2 separate regions of the Homo sapiens genome follow, and region 1 is linked to region 2. The links are chromatin loops, found by intact Hi-C in ENCODE. Cell type or tissue: Calu3. All regions are shown on one strand. Links, peaks and the distances in the headings refer to the core of each region. The heading gives the core; the rest is flanking DNA.

The links. Hi-C counts contacts between places; a loop is a spot of excess contacts. Peaks named below come from ENCODE experiments on the same cell type or tissue, not always from the same donor. Only the 100,000 strongest peaks of a DNase experiment are listed, where the experiment ranks them.
Region 1: a loop joins it to region 2, with 10 times the contacts of the local background. A loop is called at or near these places in 34 of 110 quality-filtered maps.

The regions. Positions count from the first base shown.
Region 1 is chr7:113,156,802-113,162,191 of GRCh38, reverse strand. No RefSeq gene overlaps it. Among named protein-coding and RNA genes, the nearest start is that of SMIM30, 41 kb to the right of the region's middle. In Calu3, for the core only: a CTCF peak has its summit at 2,269 (motif pointing left); a DNase peak (open chromatin) is centred at 2,231.
Region 2 is chr7:113,419,050-113,424,439 of GRCh38, reverse strand. No RefSeq gene overlaps it. Among named protein-coding and RNA genes, the nearest start is that of SMIM30, 300 kb to the right of the region's middle. RefSeq lists an enhancer at 2,301-2,823. In Calu3, for the core only: a CTCF peak has its summit at 2,496 (motif pointing right); a DNase peak (open chromatin) is centred at 2,539.

The sequences.
Region 1 (5,390 bases), core at 144-5,143, 260 kb after region 2:
GGAGAAGGAGAAGAAGGACGAGGAGAAGAAGAGGAGGAAGAAGAACTAAGAATTATTGGGCACTTTTACTATATATGAGATACTGTCTGAAGTTCTTGGCATGTATTAAGTCATTTACCCTCAAAACAGCTTATGAAATAAGTACTTTTAGTATTATTAAGTACAATTACTAGTATTTCTATTGTATTACAGGGGAAATTTAGGCACAAAGAGAGTAAGTAACTGGACCAAACAAGTAGTAAATGGTAGAGCTGGGAACCAAGTCCACTCAGTCAGGCCCTTGAGCCCATCATCTTAACTTCTACACCCCATGGCTTCTAGGACTTGTGGCCCAGGAGAGCAGCCTCAGTTGTAAATAGATATTTGTGAGTTCTTAATTAATAAACTTTTTAATCCAAAATATATTTATCGAGCACCTGCTATGTGCTCACAATGCATCGGATGGTAATAAAGGTTTTGATGAAAACAAACACAGTGTAAGGAAAGTAGGAGTGCCTGGAGTTGGAGTGAGTGCTGTGTAATACAGCGTAGCCAGGGATGGTCCCTCTGAGGAGGTGATATTTGAGCACAAAGATGAAAGAAGTGAACATGCAAGCTGTGCACATATCTGATGAGTGAAAGTGTCACAAACAGAAAGAACAGTAAATTCAAAGGCCCTGTGGCAGAGGCATGCTTAGCATGTTTAAATATCAGCGAGGTAGCTAGGGTGGCTGGAGTAGCATAAGCTAGGGAAAATATTAGGCTGAAGAGATACTAAGTAATCAGATACTATTTAAACCATCTAACTAGATGAGATCACCTATGGAGAGTGTTTAGAAAAGAAAACCTAGCCCTGAAGCATTTTTTATTTAGAAGTCAGATAAAAAAGAAGAAACTGCAAAGATAGAAGGAAAGCTCTGCAAACAGGAGAAAAAGCGGAAGAGTGTGATGTCAGAAAAGCTAATAGCAGAGAGTATTTTAAGGAAGTGATAAATTGTTCAATGCTTCTGACAAGTCCAACAAAATGCGGATAGAGTCAGGTCCATTAGATTTGGCAACATAGAAGCTGTTGGTGATCTTGACAAAAGTAGGTCCACTGGAATGGTAGAATGAGGATGGGCTTTATTATCAAACTAAAGCCTAAATTCTTGTTTTACCATTCATAATTTCATGCACCTTTCGTAGGTTCCGTAAGGTGAACCTACTTTTGTCATCTGTAAAGTAAGGTAAAAACATTCCTCTTGGCCAGGCACAGTGGCTCATGCCTGTAATCGTAACACTTTGGGACGCCAAGACAGGCCAAGGTGCTGGAGCTCAGGAGTTCAAGACCAGCCTGGGCAACACAGTAAGACCCCCATCTCTACAAAGATTTAAAAAATTAACTGGGCATGTTGGAACATACCTTTGGTCTCATCTGCTCAGGAGGCTGAGGTGGGAGGATTACTGGACCCTGGGAGGTCATGGCTGCAATAAGCCTTGATTACACCACTGCACTCTAAACTGGGCAACAGAGTGAGACCCTGTCACACACACACACACACACACACACACAAAATCCTCTTACAGAATTGTGATGATTAGTGATAATGTATATAAAGCATCAAGCCACTCTCTGATCCTGGCCTTTTTTTACCAGCCTTAGTAACTGAGCTTCTGCTTGTTTCCAAGGCCCAATTCTCATCTTGTGTTCTGTTAGAAATTGCAGGGATGCTTTTAAAGAGTGGAAATATGATGACATAGAATTAAGGACTCAGAAACACCTGAATATCATCATTGGCCAGAATTCTCTCCAGGCTATGTCCTTTAGGAAAAGAGAGTAAAGCATCTTATGAGATGAAGCTCCTAAGGTGCTCAGAGGCCACACACCTCAAATGGAGATGAAAAGGAGCAGGGCAGAGACATTCCCCCTGTGCCTCCCATGGCTGATTGGGGCAGCGGTGGAAGAGGGGAACTAGAATAGGGTTAGGTCCAGGACCATGGAAGGATAAAAGCCTCTGAAGAGAGAAAAAATGGCTATAGCTACTTTAAAGGAGCCCACGTCTTATCATTCTGGAAGGAAGAAACAAGGTAATTCATGCCCATCTGTGTTCTTTTAAAAAAAAAATTTTTTTTGAAAGTTCTACCTTCTTGCACTATGATGGAAAGAGGGCCTTCGAATTGTATCTATCCCTGACAACATTCCTTCTTACGGTGAAACCTGTACCTGGGTATGGGAGTGGGGAGTGCAGGGGGATGTGGAGGGTGCAAGAATAGAAAAGAGCCTTGGGCTCCCCCTAGAGGTCTGTATGCTCCAGTTTGCTTAACCAGATTTCTGCCTTGTTCTATGACTAAATAGCTACTTTAATAATATTCTTAGAACTAGAAACCTGCTACACACTTTCCATTCTTTCCCCTTTCCACCATACCCGCATTTAAGTTTCCCCCAAAATCCAGCTCTGAAGCCATGCCTTGCATACTTGAAGATTTACTGGCAAACTCCTTAGATACCAACTGCCTGCCTGCCTTGACATCTGAGATTATTGATGCTGAATTCTCTCTTATTGCATATTCTCACTAATTACTGTTTTGAAGCCTCCAGAGAGGACTGTTTGCCTACGTATTGACAGAGATTCTAGATATCAATTCAGCCTCCTATGCTGGATTTCTTCCCAGCACCTGCTCCAATCTAATTTCAGATTTCTAAAATTCAATCTAATTTCAGATTTTTGTTCTTTCCATACAGCACTGTCCTGTTGCAGTGAACGTGCAAAAACTGGCGATGTCCTAAGCTGAATCTGTGTTTATTCTTGCAATTGGCTTGAAAATGTTGTTTGCCATTAATGAAAAATGTAAAGCAATGATTACTTTAGACTGGGAGACCCTGGATAGCAGGGTTAAGCCTTAATTATCTTTAATCTCTAGGATCTAGCCCACCACCTGGCATATAGTAGATGCTCAGTAGATGTTTTCAAAGGAACAGAATAAATTAATTCACTTTCAGGCATTTATGAGCTAAGCTCAATATCACGGGGATAATAGCATAGTTGTGTCTAGCTGACTTTACTTTTGAAGCGGTTAATGTGAATCCAACAATTTTTCCAAATTTTCAACAATTAAACTAGCTTACTATAGGCTTTTTCTAGTGCCCTTTCTAAAAAAATTAAAAAGAGAAGCCAGTCTATAAATTTGAGGTTCAAGGATAGTCACTAACATCCTTTGAGGACTTGAGGACATGTCGTGAGTCATGAGGTGAAAGGAACTGAAAGTGAACCCTGGAATAACAAAACTGCCCACTTTTTAAGGAAAATGGGGCTTTCTCTAGTGTGGTAATGCCTTCACGACATTCCTTAGGCAATTGAATGATCATTTCTCAAGGATTTCTCAAGAGGAAGAAAATAGGTCAATAAGAGAGCTCTGTCCATTTGGTAAGAAGTTACCTCAAATTCCATGTGAATGTTTGCACTTAAAATATAATGATTTTTAAATGACAATTCTAAATATTAATGTGAGATGCTGGTAAAAAAGTAGTCAGTTATACTTAGATAATTTACAAAGTTATGTCACAAATATCTTCATTAAAACTGGCAAAAACAGCAAAAATGCATCTACCTAAGAATTACTATAGGCCTAAAATACCATATTTGTTGCATGAGTATGATATCAGCCACTGATGTTCAAAAATAATTAAAAGAACGAGTTGCTATTTTTTTAACAAAAGTCCATTGATTTGCCTGGTTTTCTTTTTATTCAACAAATTTCACAACTACTTTGCTAGTCACTAATAATACAAAAAGGAGAAGGGACTGCCCCTAACCTAAAGAGTTCTCATTCCAGTTAAGTAAAAAATTATACCTTGTGATTATTATCTCATATTTTACTAAATTAGTTAAGCTGACCAGCTAATTGGTGTTAAATAGACACAATCAACTTGTGTCTATTTAAAATTTGTTGTGCAACATATGGGTTATCTATATTGTGTATTTCTCCTCCTTCTTAGCCCTGCTGCTCAGTTTTGTTATTTTACTACTTAGTAACATACTCATGAGACAATGGACTCAGAAAACCGTAACAAGTGAAATTATTCTTCAACTGACGTATTACGAAAAAAGACTTGCATGCTTAACTGATAAATATAAATGTGTAAGATGCTTTTGGATTACTATAAGAAAAGGTAAAAAGAAATGTGAAGGAAAGATATAAACCAACAACTCACAAAAGAAAAAAGGTTCACCTCATTACTAGTAAAATAGATGTAACTTTAAAACAGTAACATGCCATGGGTCACCTGTTCTGAAAACAGTTTTCAAGATTGATAATGTCCAGATGATAAAAATGTGGCAAGAACAGAATTTCATATATGATAGTAGAAACAAACAATCAAGATAATGTTTTAGGAAGAGATTTGAGTGATATGTCTCAAAATTTTAAATTTGTATGTCATGTACCCAGTAATTCAACTCTAGAAATCTACCCTATAGAAATATTTACACCAGCTCTCAGATAAGAATGTTCATTTGAGCCTTGTTTCTAATAGCAAAATTGGAAATAATCTGAATTGTGATTTACAAAAAGGGAGATGACTGAATAAATTACTGCACAAATCATATAATACTAAGTAGCAATTAAAAGGAATGAGGTTAAACTATGTGTACTGACATGGAATGTTATCCAGCATGTAGCTTTAAGTAAATGGAAAACAAGTTGTAAGTGTACAGTATAATTTCATTTTTGTGATAAATAGAAACCAACAAGCATGTATGTGCATGTGTTTGTTTATGCTTAGAAAAAGTCTAGAAGGATATTTATGATCATTAACATAGGTTCCTTCTGAAGAGTGAGACTGGGGTCAGAGTGGAGGAACAGCTCATGTTTGTATCGTTTGATTTTTTACAAATGCATATTAATTTCACTTTTTAAATGTTTTAACTACTCTTTTCTCCTCCTTTATCAGCAGTTCTGAAAAAAGAAACATTTTAGAGCCTGGATTTAAAATTCAAATCCTGACTTGGCATTTTCTAGATATCAAACTAATACCACAGTCTAAAAAATAGTAGCCATAATCTTTAGGTTCCATGTCTGCATTGACACATATACATGAAGGCTTTGTTCTAAAATCCCATAGTTTGAGACCTGAAGCAGAGAGTGTATACCAGTGAACACTGCTTATGTTGTGTGTGGGGTGAAATGCTATATGCTAAGAAGGATAAGCCACAGCCAAGGAGCCCCATCACACAATTCGATGCTACCAGAACTCAGTAAGTAGAACAGTCAAGACTCCAGCAACCCAATCTTTATGAAGCGTATTTGAGAACTTTGTACACAGATACATTATTTAACTTCAGGATTCTCCATTTAAGGTTATAACCAAATTGCTTCTGTGAAGTATTTTTGGGCTGCTAGATATTTTTGTCTAAAAGAAGTTACTTGTAAAA
Region 2 (5,390 bases), core at 161-5,160:
CTATAAATCATTCCTGAATAAAGCGTATCTAACATACATTTTCTGCATAAGGCACATCCCAGCCTTCTCGTGCTTAGGAACATTAAACAGCACTTCAGCACCATGCTTGGGAGCCATTTTAAACAGAGAAATCATTAACAAAATGCAAAAAATGTGAAAAAAAATGTGGCACTAAAGGATACTCGTTTACAGTTTGAGATCGGAAACAAAAAAGCAAAGTGTCACCCGTTTCCACATCAGCTGGGAATGTGCACATCAGGAAATTCAAAGTTTTTGATGTTTTGCACATGCATACATCTGATAATGACTTTGAAAGGACCTATGGTCTTTGAGGTTACAAGTACACTTTAGTGCGTAGGTGAATTCACAAATTCAGAATCTGTGAATAATGAGGACCAATTGTATATTATCTGCTGAGAAGAAGAAGCTTAGTGATCAGCAGATCCTTAAAAAAGTCTGTGACCTCTCACTCCTTAAGGCCAAAACCAAGACCCGGAATAAGTTAAAGTTACTAGATTATTTGACTCAGGCTAAGCGTATTGAGGATATCACGAGTGAACAGTATTATATTTGCACTTTGTATAATTCCTTCTACTGTATTTTGGTGTGAACAGCAATGTTTCACACTGAGGACTAAGGAACTACCTATGTAAATACACCCTCATTTACAAGTGAAAACTTGAAATTACCTAGTGACCAAATGACCTATTATATTAATGTCACTCATTGACATTTGTCAATTTTGTCAACTTTAATCAGTAGAATTTCTAGGATCATTGTAATGATAAAGATAAGGGAAGATTTTATTCCCAATGTTGTATAGAATCATATTTATAAGAACACAGAGAAGATTTTCCTCTAATGCCAGGACAAAGTAAGCATTTTTATCTGAAGCTACTGGCTTAGTTTTATCAAGGGCACATTATAAATCTTACAGTGATTTTCTTTCTCTGCTTAATGTTCACTGCTAGAAAACTTAGCCAAATGTATGGTCCAACATCAGCTTATGTATATATGTATATTATCCTTTTGATTTTATCTTTTCAAGTATTATTTTACATATGTTCAAATTTTCTCACCTTTCCTTTTTATATTTTATTTTATTTCCCCTTAAATCATCTCTTAAACAAGAATGAGTATACATAAATAAGTTCTGCATATAGAATTGTTTTCATTTACAATCTTTTAAAATTCCAATGGGGAAATGATAGGTACCAGTATAAATGTGACTGCTGATAATTTCTGTCCAAATAAAAGGATCAAATAAATAAATTTCTTAGGCATGACATCAGACCTAGGGAATCAGTAACCCTGAGAGAGGGGTCCAGCAAGCTGGGTTTCAACAAGACCTGTGGGTGTTGGGATGCACACTCCACATTACTCCATGGGAAAATAGGTATCACATGGGTCTCACTCACGCTCTCTTTTGCCCTAAAAACAATCTTGACTGTGCATGGGCAAGTTTTCAACCTTGATTGTGTACTGGAATCATCCAGGAAGATTTTTGTAATCATGACATGCCCCAGAGCAATTACAGGAGGAGTTGAGAACCAGTTATCAATATTTTTTTTAAAGCTCCCAGGTGTTCTGATAGGCAGTCAAAGTCGAGAGCAAATTCTCTGTCTCTAAAGACAGGTTCATAGGTCCAGTCATAAAATTAATGAATATTTTCGGCATCTCTGAGTAGTTCTTCAGGCTTAATCTTCCTCCAAGAAATCCAAACTGCTATGTAGCTGTGTCATTTTGAGAAATTAATAAGCTGCATTCCCATCTCACTGCAACATAAATACCATGCTAGTCAAAGATTTAAATGTTTAAAATATTGAGTCTATAAAAGTACTAGAAGAAAATATGTTGAAATTCTGCAAAATCTTTAGGTAAAAAAGGCCTCAGAATAAATAACTGTGGCATAAACCAGAAGCAGCAGCAGGAGGCCAGATAAATCCCACTATGTAAACATGGGTACAGAATGATAATGATATCAATTATGAGCAGGCAGATTATTTCCTATGTTCCCTTTGACTTCTCTACAGTATTAACTTAAGCATGAGAACTGAACCTAGTCTTCATTGATACAAAGTGAAGAGACACCTCATGTTAGTCAAAGATAATTATGTCAGGTTCTTGGCCTTTCTGTGGCCCAATTTAAATACCAAAAAATTATGGGAGATAACTCTGAGCCAGTTTTAGTCTATCTAAAAGGAAATAAAAATTTTCTCAAAGGTAGGAGAAGGAGGTTTGGGGATCTAAGAGTGACAGGAGACTTGTACCCCATCCTTGTCTGGAACACCAGGAGGGAAGGTCCTTCACAGGAGTTGCGACTGGCATCACAGCATCATGGGACCAGTGAAGATGAAGTAGGAGAGCTGAGGCAATCCCACCAATTTCCTGTAGCTCCAGAGAGCAACGGAGGAGAAGATGAAATTACCCTGAAAAGTACACAGCTGTAAGTTCTGAGAGAGACCTATGGGACCTGAAGAGATCTCATTGGTTGTAACAAGAGCATACACCAGCAGATGGCAGCAGATGGTTGTAACAATAGGAAACCAGCAGGTGGCTGCCACGGGGTTGGGGAACACAGCCATTTTAGTGAGGCCAATCATCGGTGGGTGTAATGGCCAGCTCAGCAGATGCAAACAGGAGCAGAACCCAGCTGAGGGACCAATCATATTCCCCCAACACCATGACCCTCAGAGAACACCCAGAATTTACAGTATCCCCAGGGAGAAATAGAGGTAGAGGAGTAGAGGAAATCCTGAGTTGACCTTGTTTAAACTTGAAATGGATGGAATTACACTGGAGTGAATGCAGTTCACCTGTTATCACGTGAAACAGAGGAAGGGCTGGAGGAATGCCAAGAATATGAACAAAATTGAAGTACTCAGAAATGAAGGAAAATGTTATTTTTAATTTTTTATATACCTGAATATAGCCTGAGAAAATGATACCTTAGAAACTCTGCAAAGCAAAAAAATTATAAATTGTCAAAAGACAAACTTAGAAAGTGAGAGCAAATATTGGCAAAACAAGGGGCTAATTTTCTTTTTCTTTTTCTTTATTTGACAGAGTCTTACTCTGTCGCGCCCAGGCTGGAGTGCAGTGGCATGATCTCAGCTCACTGCAGCCTCCGCTTCCCAGGTTCAATGATTCTCCTGCTTCAGCCTCCCGAGTAGCTGGGATCACAGGCATGTGCCACCATGCCTGGCTAAAATTTGTATTTTTAAAAGAGATGGGGTTTCACCATGTTGACCAGGCTGGTCTTGAAATCCTGACCTCAAGTGATCCGTCCAACTGGGCCTCCCAAAGTGCTAGGATTACATGCGTAAGCCACCATGCCCGGCTAATTTTCTTGATATACAAAAAACTTTCAGTACCTTTTAAAAAGTTTACTTTTTATTAAACAAGGAGAACTATACAATAAGTACTGTGCAGTTCACCCACCTGGAATATACCCTCATTTCTGGAATTTTACACTGGAATAAAGAGAGCAAATAAAATAAAGTGGTCAAAAATTCAATCTGTGTAAAAAAAAAAACATACCTAATTGACACTTTTATTACTGAGAAAACATTTGGCTGAAAGATCTGAATTTACAATATATTAGTTAAATCTTAGCATATCATCCTTTCTTTTTCCAAATTGCAGCGTCATAGAATTGACATGCTAGCTGTCCTTTCCTTCTTTGCCTAGATCACGAGAAACTGTGCATGCAAATCATTCACTGGTTCCAAGAGTTTCCCCTCTAATAAGTCAGACTACAAAGAAACCCATTCTACCCACCTTTCCCTCCTCTTTCTCCCATTAATAATCAATATTAGCCAACCCCATTTAATTTTAAAGAATCGCCTTTGAATTATTTTTCAGGAATAGACAAAACTAACGGTAAGAGGTCAACATCCTCAAAGCCACTGTTACGTATTCCAGGCTTTAGTACATTATTCCTAATGGTGTCCCAGAAGTCTAGATATTTTCAACTTAGGATGATTAATAAACATTAACAAATTTTTTAGCCTAGTGTGGTGGGGTGTGCCTGCAGTCCCAGCTACACAAGAGGCTGAGGCAGGAAGATGGCTTGAGCTCAGGAGTTAAGGGATGTAATATGCTATAATCCCACCTGTGAATACCCACTGTGAAATAAAGAAAAAGTAAAGAAATTAAAAATTTTAAATTCGTTATTACATATTTGCACCCATTCTTCAAACTATCAAATATTACTGTGAATGTATCATAATTTATCCAGTTATCCATCATTTAACTGAAATGTGTTTTTTCCTCATTAATGTACTTATTAAAAAGGGGTAAACTTTTTTTAGATATATTAATATATGTTATCTACATTTTTTCTATTTTTACCTTATTTTAACTTTGCTATACAACTATACCCCTTTGTCATAGATTTAAGATAGTTCGACTTTTGCCCTGCATCCCTTACACCCTCAGTATATTCAAAGACTTTGCCCCTGCAATTATCTCTTCTCTCATTTGTATCATTAATTTTTCCTTCTCTATTCTATCATTCCCATCCTCACAAAATAACTACTGTAATAACTCCTTTCTTTAAAAAAGAAAGATTAAAACTCTCTCCACAATTCCACTTTATTGCTTCTAATTACACAACCACTCAAAATAATTGTCTTTGTTCATTTTCCACATTTTCATCTCCCTCCCATTCTCTTTTGAATCCACTCACACTACTGCTTTCAGTCTACTCTGGTTAAGGCCACCCATCATCTCCATATTATCAAATCCAGTTCTCTGAGTTCATTTACTTAAGAATGGGCCAGTCTTCATTAAAAAAAAAAAATCCTTATTTAGCTTCTGGGACTCCTAGTTTTCTTTGTATGTTGCTGTCTCCTCCTTCCTGATTTTCTGCTGGATTCACTTTCTCATATTAATTGTGGAGCCCCCTGAGGCTCAATATTTTGGACTCCTCTCTATTTACACTCACCCCCAGGTAATGAATTGCAAATATCATTTATAAGTTGGTGAGTTCAGTAGTTTTTATCTCAAGTCCCAACCTCTCCTCTAATCTCTAGAATCTTATAAAAACAGCTTATATATAGATTGTCTCCCTTAGATGTCCTAGTAGGAATAACAAAGTTGAGATGCCCAAACGAGAACCACTGATACCTCCCCAACCATCCCAAACTATTCCCCAACTTGCTCTTCCTCCAGTATTCCATATCTTGGCAAATAGCACCAACATTTCTCAGGATGCAAACTTTGCTCCTTTCCTTGATGTCCCTTTCTCTCACAGTACACATCCAATCCATCAGTAAATTCAACTGGCCTACTCGCACAATTCAGAATCTGACCATTTAGCACAATCTTTACCACTCTCAACATGATCAAAACCATCAGTTTCTGTCTCTAGGAATTTTGCTAGCCTA